Regions from separate parts of the Homo sapiens genome. Here region 1 is linked to region 2. A link is a loop called in an ENCODE intact Hi-C map of the cell type or tissue named here. Cell type or tissue: PC-9. All regions are shown on one strand. Links, peaks and the distances in the headings refer to the core of each region. The heading gives the core; the rest is flanking DNA. Region 1 has its middle 35 kb from the start of LINC02230. Region 2 holds the start of LOC124901002 (a long non-coding RNA gene).

Region 1 (8,328 bases), core at 264-8,263, 87 kb after region 2:
GGCGAGCAGCCTGGTGGCCCTGGCGGCCGCGAGCTCCCGGCTGCCACCGCTAGGCGCCCCCGCCCGGCCCGCCGGCGCTCCGAGGGCAAACCCGGGCGGCACAGCCGTGCGCCCTGGGCTCCGCGCGCCCAAGGAAAGGGCTTCCCAGTCACCCTGCGGCGACGCTTCTCCCTCCCGGGAATGACACCTTCGCTCGCTTTCACACAGCCAAGCCGTTGGAGAGGCAGAAACAGTGGGTCCCGAGCCCGCAGGAGAAGTTCCCATCCCGCCCCTCTAGCCCTCGGGCGTTGGCAGTGGAGTAACAAAGACGCTGCCGCGCCGTTGACCCCGAAGAAGCTCTGATGAAAAGGAGGGCGGGCCGCGGGATAGGAGTTTCTACAATTAGTTTTTTCTGCCTTTACGTTCCCAAGAAGAAGCCGAGGAAGTAGAAAGGAGAGAGATCTGGGAAAGGCAAGATCCAGAAATCAGGAGCCATTATGTTTCTCATTTTGGAGAAAAACTGTAAAACAGCTCGGCCTCTTGTCCACCTTGCCCCGAAGGCAAGTCTGGATATGAAAAGAAAAAGGCGGGCAACGGAGGAGATTTATTTTTCATTTTAACTTTCCTCTCCCAGGCTTCCTCACCCCCTGCCCCCTTCGATTCCTAGGAGGGGCGGCCCCAGCCCTCGGAGCCGATTCTCGGCGCTGCGCTAGGACATCAGAGGCGATACAGGTTCGATGTTAAATGAACCTTCAGGCCGCCGGACAATGGCGCAGACCTCACACGGGGGCACCGCGCCTTCCCCCAGCCGTGCTCGGCTCCCGCCGCTTCTTTATTTCACGTGGTGGAATCCTCCGCGTCTCCTACAGCCGCCGAACCAATGGGCAGACCGGGGAGAGCGGGACGCGCAGGAGAGGGTTTGAAAGGAGGTGTGGGTTTTAATTTTTAAAGAGCATAATTGGGCTGAGGAGGGTTATTTTTTCCTTGGCCACGGGAAAAAAAAGAGGAAGAAGGGGAAAAAAAAGTCAGGCGAAACACAACACATTTATCTATCAACCGCTAGACAAGACAAAGAGGTTTTAACAACAGTTTGAAAAGAGCGGCCTGTGAATGGTTACTATTCAATTTGTATTTTATTCCCCGCTGGTCATGGAATTGAGATCAGAAGAAAAAGTGAAAACACATGGCTGAGGTCAGGGGATCAGAGAACCACCACATACAGCAAAGGGAAGGGAAAGCAATGGGAACTCGTGTGAAGAAATGGATTATATAAACAGAGCTTACCATCGCCTGCGCCCCATTATCCTATAATTTACCCTGCATGGGAGCATAGAAATATATTAAACTAGTGATAGGTTTTACCATTTCTTTACAACCCAGCCTCGTGCCAATCAAGCCTACTATATACTTTGAGACATGTTTAGAATTCTTGGACTAATGTGTTTATTTTAAATATCACAGGGAAATTATTACATCACTAGAAAATAATGCCAGAGCGGGGGTCTGCCGCCCTTTTGAAGTCCTGCTGCAACGAAACATGATTTTAATTACATAATCACTTTGAAACTATAATTATACAATAAACGATGAGGATTAAGCGGGAAGTATAGAGTACATTAAAAATTGCTTAGGTCTTGAAAAAACAAACTGAACATGCAGGGGGAAAAGAAAGAGATGAAATCCGAGGTCCTGGGAGGGGGGTTGATAAATCCTGCAATCGCTTTGCTCTGAGCTGCGGCGGGAATCGGAGCCTAGGGCTCTCTTTGCCTGGGCCAAGGGAGCGGGGGCGATGGCTGGAGTCGTGTAGCCGAGGAGAAGCCCGTAAATCTGAGACGGAATCAAAGAGAAGCGCGAAGGATGGCTTCGGGTTCGTTAGCTAACCTTTCTACACGGAAACAAGTAAACAGGGTTGTTGCCTTGGCGTTTACTAAATTCATTTACACTGAAAACCACATGTATGACACAGAGAGGTTGAGCGTTGCCAAGGACTGCTTTGTTTGCTCTTCCCTTCCAGGAGGAAGGGAACGAACGACACGAACGGCGTCGTGGGTACCCTGATGCCCACAATGAGTTTATAAATAACTGCGCATAGGTGGCGCGGGCATCCATCCCACCGCCACTGCGAACACCCCTGGGCACGCCTTGTTCCCCGGGTGCACACGCCTAGCGCGCACTCGGTTTCGCACCAGCTTTCTCTCCCTAAGCTCCTTTCCAGAAAGTTGCTCCGCTGCTTAATTTTGCTCCTGTGTTTGTCTTCAGGTGAGGCCAAGGGCAGGTACATGGTTCTCCCTTCAAAATATAGAAACTTGGCTAGGCCCAGAGTTCGCCGACGTGCGTCTCCCTCCCCTCAGCTTCCATGAGAACTTCTTCCCAGAACTTCTACAGAGCCTGGGGGCGCAGAAACCGGGTCCTGGACGCTGGTCCTCCTTGCCTTCAGATCCTGATGGGGGTTGGAGGGGGTTGCACTGGAGCCCCGTGGATGAAGAGTTCTAGTCCTGAACACAGAGTCCCGAAAGATTTTGGAAGCACCCTGGAGACAGAAGTCCCACAGGTAGAGGCTAGTGACTCTTTTCAGTAGCACCTACTTTCCCAAGTGGGCTTTGCCAGGCCAGAGCGCACTGGAGAGGGAGAGGGCGTGCAATTCCTGATTAGGGACTCATTTTTAAAAGGCTGGTTTTTATGAGCCTGGCATCACCAGCATTCCCTCCAAGGATAGCCTCTGCTCGCCTTCAATATTTTATAGCAAGTGCCCTGGGTGAGGGGGTTGGAATGCCAGTGTCTGGCCCATAAACGTCTCACATATAAAGAGTTACACGCTCCCATTTCAACCGCGGCAGAGGGGAATCCAGGTGCAAGAGGACACTCCAGCTTTTGGCTCAAGCAGAAAATTATGATTGAAAGAAGAAGCTGCGATGTTTAAATTCACCCGCAATCTGGAAGATGTTTTGTCCAGGAACTCAGACATGAGGTGTTGGGAGAAAGGAGAGAAAGTGACACTAAGAATCTTTCCTTGCCTTCACTTGGGCCTCATGATCGCTCCCAACCCTGCCCAGTCGCCCCACCAGCACGAGGCAAATGACTGTCTTCAGCTCCGAACATTAATATTAAGACATCAGCATTGCATTAGTCTGCAATGGACCATCAACGATCAAGAAAAAAATACAAAGGAGAAATGAAATAGCTCATCCGAAAAGTCCTACTGTCATCGTGTTTATTTTTTGCTTTGCTAAGCCCAAGATATAATTTACTCACTGCTCTCTTGCAAACAAAAGGGCCGTGATAGCCTGGCAACGTTGAAGAGCCCCTCTCAAAATCCCCAAGGAAATTACAACTGGGCAGGAATTCAGGAGCCGTTTTTATACCAAGCCCGAAGCGCCAACTTGCACAGTTCCTTCCCAGGATGAACACTGAAGAGGCCAAAATTTAAAAAAAGGAAGGAAGGAAGGAGACTCTTGAGGAGTAATAATAATAAGCATTATTTATCTGCCTCCTACTTAATACAAGCAATTTACCTACCTTACCTCTTTCATACTTACAGCAAAGCTATAGGGTTGGCTGGGCATGGTGGCTCAAGCCTGTAATTCCAGCACTTTGGGAGGCCGAGGCGGATCATTTGAGGTCAGGAGCTTCAGACCAGCTTAACCAATATGGTGAAACCCCGTCTCTACTATTAAAAAAAATAAAATAAAAAGCTGTAAGGTAAACATTGTAATACCTACTTTATTGATAATATAAAATACTTATACGATATTTATTATATGCCTAGCACTATGGTGTTTTACATTCATTTATGCCTTACAACATCGCCATATAGGGAGGAATATTATCCCCATTTTACAGAAGAGGAACTGAAGCACACAGAGATGATCTAATCTGTCTTAGGTCACGTGGCCATAACTGGCCAGGGATGGATTGGAATCCAGACTTGTGATATCTTGACACACTATACCACCAAAGGAAGTGACGGGCTGGGAGAAGTTGGGGCTTATCCGAGGTTCCAGGGAGGACTCCAAGGAGCCGGGACTGGAGCCCATATCTTGAGAGTAGGGATTGTGGTGCGCCGCCGGTACTCAAGGAGCCACCCGCGCGCAATGTGGAAGGGCGGCGAGTCGCCCTCGGGGCCCACAGCGCCGTCGGGCAAAGAACCAGAGGCGTGGAGCGAATGCAGCGCCCGGGAGTCAGGGCTGTTAGTGGCGTGGCCCGCCGGGCATTGAGCTGTTTCCTCCAACGCCCGGTCCCCCGCGGCCTAGGCCCAGTGTTTGCTTTTGCAGATACGTCAGAGGGAACATTCAGGAGGGGCGGGCTCCCAGGCTCCCAGGAGACCGCCCGGAGCCTCCGGAGCGCGACGAGGCGCGGGGCCTCGGAGATCTGGCCTGCCAGATTGAGGGGGAGGGGAGGGGGCCTGGCCCAGCAGCTGGACAGGCGCGCAGTGCCCGCAGCCCGCGAGTGGGCGCCCAGCTGGCTTCGCACGGGTGAGGGGCTCAGCCTGCACTTCCCTCCTCCACCCCGACCGCCGAACGCGTCCCGGCTGGCTTCAGAGTGCGCTTCTCGTGGACGTGCTGCGCGCACCCTAGGGAGATGCGCGGCGTCCGCGCGGGTCAGCGCCCCAGTACCACTCCCCAGTGTACTCCCCAGGTACACGCTTCCCTTGCGCGGCGAGTTTCAACTCAGGTCAGAACGGAGCTGAGCGGTGGGCGGAGTGGAGAAAGGTCCCGGAAATTGGCCAAGAGGGGGCGGTTTCGAGGTAGTGCCTTCGAAGTGTTGTCCAGACCAGCAGGGAGGGTCGCCTCCACCTGCGGGGCCTCCTCCAGCTCCACAAGGTAGCCCCGTAGGGACTTGCAGATCTGCCAGACCTAGCAGTGAGACCACTGCTCCCACTGAATGGCGCCGCCTGCGGGCTGGCCCAAGCTCTATGCACCGGCTTTATCTCATTTTCTCCTCACCGTTAATAACTGGCAAGGCAGTGTGATCACCCTACTTGGAGAAGACATCCTGTTCTAATGGCTTAGCATAGCGCCCATTACTTCTAGGGGAGTAACACATGCCAGTTCCTCCCATTTTATAGGAGGAAGGCACCAAGAGGGTAAACAGTCTCAATAGACACAACCAGTAGGTGCCTGAGTGTCCACTGGAATGGGTCTGCGGGCAGTCACCTGATGTCTGGACCCCTTTTACTTCTTCCACTGACCTTTGGGAGGCCAGTGTTTCAGAAAAACTCGGGGTGGGAGCTGTGGGTAGAACTGGGAAGATGGAGGGGGAGGAAGGTCCTTCGCAGAAAATCGGAAAGGCAGAAGGCCCATTAGAAGGCTAAGTTCTAGTTGGGCAGGGAGCTTTGAATCATTACTATACTCAAATGAGAAGCACTTGAGTGCCAACCACTTGTCCAGTGCTGTGCTGGGCCCTTCACAGATGAGCTGTGTTTTCCATCTTGGCTGCACATGGGGATTGTTTGGGGAATTTTAAAAATCTGATGCCCAGAGCAATTAAATCATCATTTCTAGGAGTAGGACCAAAGCATCATTTTTTTTAAAGCTTCCCAAGGAATTCCAATGTGCAACCATGCTTGAGGACTTCTGCCTTGGGGAAATTATCTTAATCCTCACAACTCCTCCACATAGCAGATACCATTACGATGCCTATTTCATCAGTAAGAAAAGCCAAGGCTTAGAGAGGACCTGTATTTGGTCCGAGTCAGCCCAGAGACTAGCACAGGTTAATCTGGCGTGACACAGCAGACATCCAGCCTGTCTGGGCTGAGTCCCCTTCTAACTTTCACCCCCAGGAGTTTACTGTGCTGGAGAGACAACCTAAGGTCACAGCAGGAAGAGGTAGGAAGGCTTCTGAAGTTTCACAGCTTCAGGCAGAGAGCTATATTCAGGGTCTTGAGTACAGAGGGAGGCAGGATGGGAAGAAAGGGAAAGTAATAGCTTTGGTTTTCTTTGGGAAAAAGTAGGTTAGGTTCCCAGATGACCCTGCACTCCAGAGTGCCCTGTCTGGGTGTCTATTACTTGAAAAGGTGGCATGTGATGACTCAAGCCCAGCCACATGGATGAAGAATCACCCCTTAGGAAGCCTGGAGTGGTGAAATGAGCACTGGACTAGGAGTCAGGAAATCGAAAACCTATCCTAGCTGAGCCATTGGCTGGCAGCATCACCTTGAGCAAGTCATAATCTCTGAGCCTGTTTTCTCTCCTGTAAAATAAAGTGGTTGGATAGTATTATCTCTAAGGTTACTTGCTGCTCATACATTTATGGTTATTTCTGGCCCTGGTGTGAATAAACTTAAGTCTGGATTCAAGTTGGAAATACAAATGACAATAGTTTAGCATCTTCATGATTTCAATTGCTTTTCAGATCTTCTCTAAAAGAAGGACTTGCTAGTTCCATTTTGACAATTAGGGAAACTTAGGCTCCAAGTTATTCAAATTCCCCTAGTAGATTCTACTTCTACTCCTGGTAACGTGTCTCCTCTCAACCCATCTGTTCAGGTCTTATAGGTCATTCTGTGGTTGGAGAACCTCGGGGCATTCAGAGAAGTAGGGCACTGGACAGAACAGGGCAGGCAGCTTAAAGCCTTAAAAACACCCTAAATAAGCTGCAGAATTTAAGCAAGGTCAGGGCAAATTTTGTCTGTGGGAAGGGAGTTGGCGGATGGAGAACTAGTCTTCTGAATCAGAGACTTTTCTCAAAGTCTTGTGTTTTTTTGTTTGTTTGTTTGTTTTTCATCCATCCTGATTCCTAGGTAATGCCTCCAAAGGGCTTTAAAAGTATAAGGGCTAGAGTCATGATTCATTATCCTGAAGAAGGGCCCAGTGTGGGCTTGTAAAGGCATTCTTGTCCAAAGCACTTTAGCTCTCTACATATATGTGTCTTGTGCCTCAGTGTCCTAATTTCCAGCTGTTCATTAGAATTAGCCAGGGAGATTTCAAAATAACCATGTCCAGGTCCTATCCAGATCAATTAAATCAACAGCTCTGGTGGTAAAGCCCACACATGGATTTTTTTTAAGCTGCCATGATTCTAATATGCAGCTGGGGTTGAGAGAAATTGCTTTAAATGCTATAGAAAGGCCATGGAGAGGCCAGTGGCCAGGCTAGAGCTCTAAGAAGACAAGTCTGGCTGTGGTTCCAGCTGTGAGGCTGAAGCCATCAGTGTGCATGTGATTGCCTAGGGAAAGGGTAGAGTCAGAGAGAGCTGAGGACTGAACCTTAGGAAAGCCCAATACTAGTGAGGCAAGAAGAAGTGGGAGGGATTCTGAAAGAGACTGAAGTGGACGAACTTGAGATGCCAGAGAAAAGCCTGGGCTGCTCTCCTGGCAGCCAAGAGAGAAGCCATGGTGGTCAGAGAGGTCAACAGTGCTAATGCCACCAAGAGGCTGATTTAAGATTACGACTGAAAAGTCTTCATTGGACTTGACGTCCAGGAAGTCTTGGGTGGCCTTAGAGGAGCATGGTGGGGCCAGGGAAGCTGAAATGCAGTGGGTTGAGAAGTAAATGGAGGTGAGCCAAGAGAGACAATGAAACTCCTTTCAGCAAGCCAAGGATGCAGTTATAACTGGGCCGGATCATCTCCCCTGAGACAGTAAGCATCTCTTCACCACCCCCACAGAAAACATAAAAAGAATTTGGCTGTTATTTTTGATGCCCAAAGTGGGATTCTCCCCTATAGGTACAGACATCTACCAGCACTATATACCAGAGAGAAGCCATGTCCAAACTCTGAGCCAGAATATGCAGCCTATTTAAAACCTGCTTGATTATTCTCAGAAACAGTGGCTAACTCGAGGGTAAAATAGGCCACTGCAGCCAGGTGGCAAACTGAGCAATACCAGCCACGACTCGTGGCCACAAAAATCAGTGTCGAAGCTGCCAAGCCTTCGAGGCCTGACTTTGTTGCCTAACAGGAAACCCATGGAGCAAAACAACCTATACTCCTCCCCCAGAATGGTTGACCACTATAAGGAAACTCAGAGAGCCTACAATGAGAGAAAACCCACAAAAACACCAAAAAAGAAACAGAAGAACCCTATGTGAACAGCCCAACGCTGTCAACTATGACCAACAACCTTGACACTACGAGGGGACTTTGCTGTCTTATCTCTGCTAGCCTTCTTCAGGGCAGAAACCAGCTCTGCAGCAGGACAGGAGGGGGACAGAGCCAGTGCATGGTGTTGTGTCTTTCTCCCCTCCTCCTCTCTTCAAGGGGCTGCCCACTCCTCCTCTCCCAATCTGACCCTGTCAAGATCCACTTGCACCAGAGGAGCTACCGAGCTAGGTAGGACCCAGCAGGCCACCGGGCCCAGGCTTCAGCAACTGACCTATGGGGATAACCTGGATAAACTTCAAAACT
Region 2 (8,328 bases), core at 183-8,182:
CAAGGATCTAGAACCAGAAATACCATTTGACTCAGCAATCCCATTACTGGCTGTATACCCAAGGGATCATAAGTCATTCTAATACAAAGACACATACACAGGTATGTTTATTGCAGCACTGTCTACAATAGCAAAGACTTGGAACCAACCCAAATGCACATCAATGATAGACTGGATAAAGAAAATGTGGCACATATACACCATGGAATACTATGCAGCCATAAAAAAGGATGAGTTCATGTCCTGTGCAGGGACATGGATGAAGCTGGAAACCATTATTCTCAGCAAACTAACACAGGAACAGAAAACCAAACACCGCATGTTCCCACTCATAAGCGGGAGCTGAACAATGAGAACACATGGACACAGGGAGGGGAACATCACACACCGGGGCCTGCTGAGGGGTGTGGGCTAGGGGAGGGATAACATTAGGAGAAATATTTAATGTAGATGACGAGTTGATGGGTGCAGCAAACCACCATGCCACTTGTATACCTATGTAACAAACCTGCACGTTCTCCACGTTTCCCGGAACTTAAAGTATAATAATAATAATAATAATAATAATAATAATAAAGAAGAAGAAGAAGAAGAAGGAAGAAGAAGGAGAAGAAGAACAAGAACAAGAAGAAGAAAGAAAGAAAGAAGGAGGAGGAGGAGGAGGAGGAGATTATTGAACAAATTGGCATCGCCAGAACATTCAGAAACTGCCAGTCTGCCAATCGGGGAAGTCAGTAATTTCCTTTGTGCTTGTAATTGTGTGTGAACCTGTTTGCTTGTGGTTGTGATTTTACAGTAGATGACATAACAGGGTCATAGTTTTTGCTTGTAAAATTGTTCCTAGCACATTTGAGGGGACTAATTGGTTACACGGTGCCCTGTAGAGATGACTGTGACTTTGCAGGTACTTGATCTCTGACTAGTCTGAGGATCACCCCTGGGGGCTGCCAGGCTTGAAACTTTACAAGATTCCCCTTCGCCTGAGAGGGGGACCATTGGCCACCTGAGCAGAGAAGAAAAGACTTGAATATGCAGCAAGCTCAGCGTATGTGACTTTTGAATGTTCTTGAAATGAGTCAAGAACTCAAATCTGGAGTTTGAACAGGAAACTGGAACACAGTGGGAGGTCTGCGAGGGTGGAGGATGGGCGTGCTTCCAGGATTTCAAAACACAAAACAGGTGGTTTTCAGTGGTGTTGGCTGGCTGGGGGAAAGATGGAGAGGGGAGGGGTGAATAGAAAGTAGGCAGGCTTCTGGGTGGATGGGGCCCAGCACCCACAGCCTAGGCTGGCTGCCTGAGAGTAGCGAGTGACAGGTAAGGGCTCTGAACCTTCCTGCGTGCTACCCAAGGAGTGCCTAGGGCTACCAGGAGGCCCAGGGAGGAACCTTGAGACCTGAGAAAGGCTTTTCTTCCCCGAGAGGACCACTGCTCAGGCTCAGAGGCCATGGGGTGAAGTGCACAAAAAAGTGGGCGTCCAGCCATGCTCTAAGTCCCCCGAAGATGAAGACCAGGGAGCAGCTTCCTCCAATGAAGCAGCAGCAATCAGAGGACCAGGAGGCTGAAGCCCTGAGCCCAGCCAGAGGCAGGATCAGCCAAGTCTGGGACAGGCTTCAATTATTTTAGGGTAAGAAATCTGTGCTTTGTAAATAGCCAGATGTCTTTGCTTTGGTATATTTTAATTTTTTGTTTGTTTTACTTTTTGTTGTTGTTGGTGTTGTTGGTTTAGAAAAACTCGAAGTAAGAAAAGGGTAATGGGATCCTTGTTCATGTCTGGGAAGTCCCAGTGAGAGAGTCAAGGAATCCTCCAGCTACTGAGGCCCCTGGTGAAGTGAATCATGGAAATGTGACAAATCACAACCCCAGAAGAGGCTGCTCTGGAGCCCCCTGGGGAGTCTTTAATGAACTCTTTAACATATTGCATGAACGAAGAAAACGGTGATTTTAGTGACATTTTAGGTATTAGGGACAGAAAGGGAAGCATCTTCCCGGCAGACATAAAAATGGACAATTTAGACATGCCCCATCCTGTTCATACAGGAGGATGGACAAAAATACTTTCTAAGCAGCTGGGACATAATGCGAAATGCCTCTTGGCTCACCCAAGGGTCTTGGCTGCCCAATTTCCCTTTACCCTCTCTAGCCCTTATGCAAAGAACAAAATAAATAGAAGTCTATAGTCTTCAGTCTTTGCAAACAGACCTGCCTGACATCAATTAGCACTAACCTCTGGCAAGTGGCAATCCTCAAAAAAAGCTCCAGGATGTTTTCAACATGAGGATTTTAATGTGTTCTCTAAATGAGGATTCTAATGACCATTTCCCTGACGAAGCAACCAGGCTTGAGATAGTATATGGTGACACTCGTTAAGTGATTCCCTGTGAGTGAGGGATAAACCTGTGAATGGAATAAGGTCCACGGGCCCCCATTCCCTGCCTATTCCATTAGCCATTGGAAATCTCCAGTCAGCCACGGCTGCAAATGGGTGTCCTGGGGCTGGCAATTGACTGATAAGTCCCAGAGCCCTCATTCCAACCTATTGTTCAGAAAACATCCCCACTGTTCATATTTCAGGAGGGCGGGGGAGTGGCAGCAGAGAGAAGCGGCAGGTAATTTATTCAGGAGCTGGAAGCTGAGAAACGGATTTGGTAAGCAAATACTTCAAAGCTCACTAGAGAACTCCCATAAAACATAGACCTTCTGCAGCAACCAGGGAGTGATTTAAATCCAGTTGGAATTTCTAGGGATAAGGAGTAAGACTTATCAACTCAGTTCAGAGCCTCATGAATAATTTCACCTGACACGGGACACTGAACCAGCAGAAATCTGGGATGTCCAAAGAAAAATAGATTTCAAACTAATCTTTGTTCCTCAAGTTTTATTCCTAAGTGGGGAACCGGGGTGGGAGAGGGGAGCCCAGACAGGAAGCTCGCCATTTTTAGACACGTTATATTTTGTCCTTGTGTGAGAAATGTTGGATGGGAAACACATTTTCTGGCAGCTGAAACCTCGCTGGCTGGGCTGGCTAAGGGAAAGGCCACGAACCCACGTACTACCAGGATGTGGAAGTCATTTGTAACTCCCTCTAGGCTAGTACAGGCAGTGAAAGGGGGAACTTAAAATGAAATAAACACCTAAGCCCGGAGCTGCAAAGCTGGGACTACGTTACTCGTGGTGCCTTAAACCCCAAGCTTTATCCGCCCCATCTCCCACCACCTCACTGCAGACACCCTGCCCTCCGTCCGTGCATAACCACGTTCTCGTTCACGAAGCGGCCAGCCTCGCGGCGCTGGGGAGAAGGCTTCCTCCTTGTCCGCACTTCTGGGTCAACAGCCTTAGATGGGGCGGGGGGGGGGGGTGCGGAGCTGCCGAAACCTTCTCGAAGATCCCAGGGAGTCTCTGTCCCGCAGAATCAGCACCATCCTCCTCGGAGCGCAGCTTTTCCTCCCTGCCCAAGTGCGGTGCACCCGCGCACCACCCAAGCGCCCAGCATCGAGGGCGCGGCGGCGGCGGCCAGGGCGGCCAGGGCCCTTGAGCACCCGCGCGGTTTTCCCCCTATGGCCGCATGGGGGCAGGAGAGAGGAGCTGTGGCGCAGAGCACGCGGAGAGGGACCTGGAGCGCGGGAGCCAGGACGGCGCAGGCAGCTGGGGAGGCCGCGGGGCTGCCCAGCGAGTGGAGTGCCCAAGAATTGGCCGGGGTGGAAAGGTCCGCGGGAGACGATCCCCGACCTCCGGGAACAGGCCTGCGGTCGGCCGCCTTGGCACCCAGGCTCTGCCGCCCCCGGAGACTCGGATCGAGCGCTGGAAGTGGCCGCAAGGGACGCGAGGGAGAGCAGAGCTGTGAATCAGCCGGAAAGTCACTCCAACTCCAGGGAATTCCGCTCCGGGAAGAAAGGTGGCGAGCTTCTCCCTGCGTTCCCCTCCACCCCCAGCCTCCGAACGCACCTTCCCTGCGCTGGCGACCAGCTGTCACCCCCATTTTGCAGCTACTGAGACTTGAGATGTTGGGAGCCTAAAGGACATCATTTAGAACATAAAGTAATTATGGTGATTCTGAGCTCTGTGGCCAGAAAGTTTAACTTCAGGAGATATATATATATATAAAATTGAATGGCCACCTTTTCTTTTTCTATTTTCTCCATGTCAGATCTTTCATCTCTTAGTAGAGACTTCTACACCTTTCTGTTATTCCACCCGAAGAAGTTATGGTCACCTGGTTCTCTTTCCTTCACCAAATCGTCTCCATTTTTCTTCTCCCTGCTTCCAAATTTAATTCTCTCTCTCTCTCTCTCTCTCTCTCTCTCTCTCTCTCTCTCTCTCTCTGTCTCTCTTCCCACCACCCCCGCCCAGCCCAGAGATAGGTTCTCACTTTGTCACCCAGGCTGGCGATCTCAGCTCACCCCAGCCTCGACCTCCTTGGTTTAAGTGATCCTCCTGCCTCAGCCTCCAGAATAGCTGGGACTACAAGCGTGCACCACCACACCCAGCTAATTTTTGTATTTTTAGTAGAGACGGGTTTTCGCCATGTTGTCCAGGCTAGTCTCAAACTCCTAGGCTCAAGCCATCTGCCTGCCTAGGCCTCCCAAAGTGCTGGGACTACAGGCGTGAGGTACTATGCCTGGCCCAAATTTAATTCTTAACTCATTTGAACCAAAACTAGCCAAAAGTTCCAGAGGGCTCCAACCCAAATGAAAATGGCCCAGGAAAAGGAGGAGGGGAAAGAAATACACCTACCAAAGATCAAATAATATCTTGTGGGTCCTTACCAAGAGTAGACATGAAATTGTCTCATCAGATAGTCTCCAGTCTTTTGAAAAATCTTTGCTCCAAAATGACTTGCATTGATTTTTTCACTGATGATATTTATTTGGAAACTTCACATAACTTACAAATCATGTAAAATTTTTGCATTCATTAAATCTAGACCTGGGTTCAAAAGGATTGTGAAACTGCAGTGCTGACGTTAATAAACCATCAAGTTAGAAAAAATGAAAAGCATTAAGAGGGAGCAACACTAAAGCAAAGGCTTGTGGGATTTATAGAGTCATCCCCAAAACAAAGTCTTTGTCTTCCTCTTTCTTTCCTCATCCTATTAGTCAACTGAGGACAGCACTTGGACCATCCCTGGCCTGGTCCTTATCTGGTGCTTTGAGATGGGAGAGGAGGCTCCAGGTTATAGTTCTGTTGCACCACCTTCCAAGAATGAAGCTGGTCAAACTGGACAGAACACGATGGTGTAAGTGTGACAGTACAGAAAGTTGGGACAGTGCTGCGCCTTCTGGAAATGGTAGCCCAGCTGCTCAGGTGTGGGCATGTGCTTTGCTCCTTTATGATAGGAAGCCTGCCTTCCAGTTCCTCAGCATCTGCTTTTCTAGCTGGGTAGTGGCCCAGGCCCCTGAGTTTCCACTTTCTTTTTTTGCTGGCTTTTTTTGTTGTCATTGGAAGTCTGGCAATTCATTAACATCTCCACCAGAGGATGGGCAGGAGAAAGGAAAACTGGGAACTCCAGTCTACCTTGCATTTCTTAGTAGTTAGTACCTCTAGTACTAGCTGGGTTTGGTGGGAAAGAGCTGTACTGCTGGCTAAAATGAGATTTTGTGATTATCTGTGGATTTAATCTGGTCTCCTCACATCTACCATTTCCACAAATAATTAGAGATTATTAGACACATTCAGAAGTTGCATTAGCCTCAAAGAATTTAGAGAAAATCTAAATAGGCTTAAATACCATCTTGGAATCCAGAATGTTAAGCTCTATGCTCCAGATAATTAACATTTTTAGGGCCCCTTTTCTCCCCATGGGGCTAAAATCACTCCTGGGTAACAATTAACTGAACACATTCTAAGTCTAATATATTTTGCAGAAAGGGATGAGCTGAGCAGAAAAACAGATGATGCACTACTGTTGCATTAAAAGAGAACAGGCCATGCAGCATTGGAGGTTTGGCACTTCTCTGTTCTCTTAAGATGTATTCTGATTCTCGAGGTATTGAGAAGAGCCTTTGCTCTTTTCCCACCAAACCCAGCTAGTACTAGAAGTACTAACTACTAAGAAATGCGAGGTGGACTGGAGTTCCCAGCTTTCCTTTCTCCTGCTCACCCTCTGGTGGAGATGTTAATGAATTGCCAAACTTTCAACAACAGAAAACAGCCTTTATATTTTCAAAATAAATCTCATCAGTTGGCACGTGTGGGAGCCTCTCAGGTAGTGGGTGATTCATTGAGAGAGCAATGCCTGCTCCATGAGCACAAGTGTGCTGACCCCTTTTCCTGGAGAACATTCTGGACATAAAGTGTCCATCAGGAGCAGGGGATGAAGTGTAGAGAGGGGCCGCAGCCCTTCCTCAATGCCCAGAGGGCTCCTTCCAGAGAACTTGAGTGGAGTACCACCATGGGGTTCTTTTGATTACTTTCCTCCCAGTGGGAGCCCTACATTAGCACTGACATGCAGTGGCACCCCATTATTGCAGGATGGTTGAGAATATGATGATGAGAGTATCTTGTGCTCCTGCAATATTTAACAGTTTTCAAGGCAATTTTATATATGTTATCTTTTTCGTTTTTTGAGATGGAGTCTCACTCTGTCGCCTAACTGGAGTGCAGTGGCACCATCTTGGCTCACTGCAACCTCTGCCTCTTGGGTTAAAGCGATTCTCCTGCCTCAGCCTCTTGAGTAGCTGGGACTACAGGAAGGCACCACACGCACACCACAGAGCGCACCACCACACCCAGCTGATTTTTGTATTTTTAGTAGGGATGAGGTTTCACCATGTTGGCCAGGCTGGTCTTGAACTCCTGACCTCAAGTGATCCGCCTCCCAAAGTGCTGGGATTACAGGTGTGAACCACCACATCCTGCCTTTCTATATGCTATTTTATTTGATGTTCATAATAGCTGTGAGGTAAGCAGTACAGATATTATCTCCATTGCTTCCTGGTGAAGGACTTAGCCACAGTCAGATAACTAGTAAGAGCAGAGTAGAGTTAGAATTGGAGCCTTCTGGTCCCCCTCCTCTGCATGCCTTTCAGGTTCTGTAATAAAACATCATAGTCTCTTATTTGACTACATTGTCATGTCTGTTATATGTTCTTTAAATGGCCACTGCACTCATGCATGCTAATTTTACAATGTTTTAATTATGAAAGTCTGTTAAAAAATTCAAAGTATCATTTCTAACACTATATTTCCTTTGGAATTACATTATTGCAGTTCTATGTATTTAGTTGCATTTCCCCTCTTTAATAATCAGCAAGGTTTTAATCTAACTGTGTTGGACAATTTCCCAAAGCCACTTAGAAAATATCACCTAGCATTCGCTTTATCCCCCAGATCTTCTTTTTCATTACTAGGCAGGTGGTTACTAGGATATGCCCCAAAGAAATAAGATCACAACTTAAAGCCCAAGCACATAAAATGTTTAGTAGATACAATAACTGTAAATTATTATAACCATAGATATTTTTATAAAGATTGATTAAAAAATACTCTGACATACCCCACATGCTGATAGTTCAATTCATGCGTGAAAAACACATTTTAGCCTTTTCCATCAGCACCATTCACATTTTAGAAGACCGACTTTATAGGGGGCTCCCCAAAGTATCTCCTTAAACCACTGCCAACCCGGGGGGTGGTGGATAGTGGCAATATTACATCAGTATCTGTATTGGGTTCTTGGATAGAGCTGCACAATGGCCATGTATGGTGAAAGGTAGATTTTCCCCTGAGACTTTATTCTTGGAATATGTTAAAATGCACATGTCTCTATTTCTGCTCCCAAGAAGCTGGTGTACAGATGTTAAGTATTCGGGTGGTAGGAGCGCTGCTGTCTACAGTTTACATGATGTCTAATAGGCCTCTAGAATGTGTTTAAAAGGCAGTGTTCAAAATTAGGCCCCTAACCTTCTTTGATGCAATTGTCTTTCTTTGGAGTTACATCTTGAAGGAAAGGATGAAGATTTGGAAAGGGAATTAATTTTCCTGACCTGACTTATTATTTTCCCCCTGTATTTTATAGTAATCCTTTAAACTCAAAAAATTCAGCTAATTATGGATTTCTACCTGAATAATGCTGCCATTTGAGTGGCTGCATGTCACTGTTTCTGGTTTCTGACCCCCTGTCAGGCCAATTCTGCCTGATTTCACTCATGTGCTGCTGCTTTTTATAATCTGAACATTATTTCCACTCAAATGTTTCCAGCTTTGCCCAAAACCTAAGAATCTGAAAAGGGGGAAACTTCCTTCGTAACTAGTATTTGAGTAATTATCACTTTGCATTATTCTGATCTTTTGCAAAACGTATACTCCAAGAAGAACATTTGAAAAAAGTTA

Evidence for each region. A loop is a pair of places that touch in the nucleus more often than their neighbours do. Peaks named below come from ENCODE experiments on the same cell type or tissue, not always from the same donor. Only the 100,000 strongest peaks of a DNase experiment are listed, where the experiment ranks them.
Region 1: a loop joins it to region 2, with 8 times the contacts of the local background. A loop is called at or near these places in 23 of 110 quality-filtered maps.

Annotation. Positions count from the first base shown.
Region 1 is chr5:73,299,095-73,307,422 of GRCh38, forward strand. No RefSeq gene overlaps it. Among named protein-coding and RNA genes, the nearest start is that of LINC02230, 35 kb to the right of the region's middle. In PC-9, for the core only: a CTCF peak has its summit at 4,845 (motif pointing left); no DNase peak of the experiment used is centred there; H3K4me3 peaks cover 661 bases.
Region 2 is chr5:73,212,658-73,220,985 of GRCh38, forward strand. It overlaps LOC124901002 (a long non-coding RNA gene), which reads left to right and starts at 1,279. Exons shown (of 3, transcript XR_007058818.1): 1 at 1,279-1,624. RefSeq lists a silencer at 3,470-3,649. In PC-9, for the core only: CTCF peaks have their summits at 3,571 (motif pointing right), 3,771, 6,114 (motif pointing left) and 6,314; DNase peaks (open chromatin) are centred at 3,594 and 3,844; H3K4me3 peaks cover 1,540 bases; H3K27ac peaks cover 384 bases.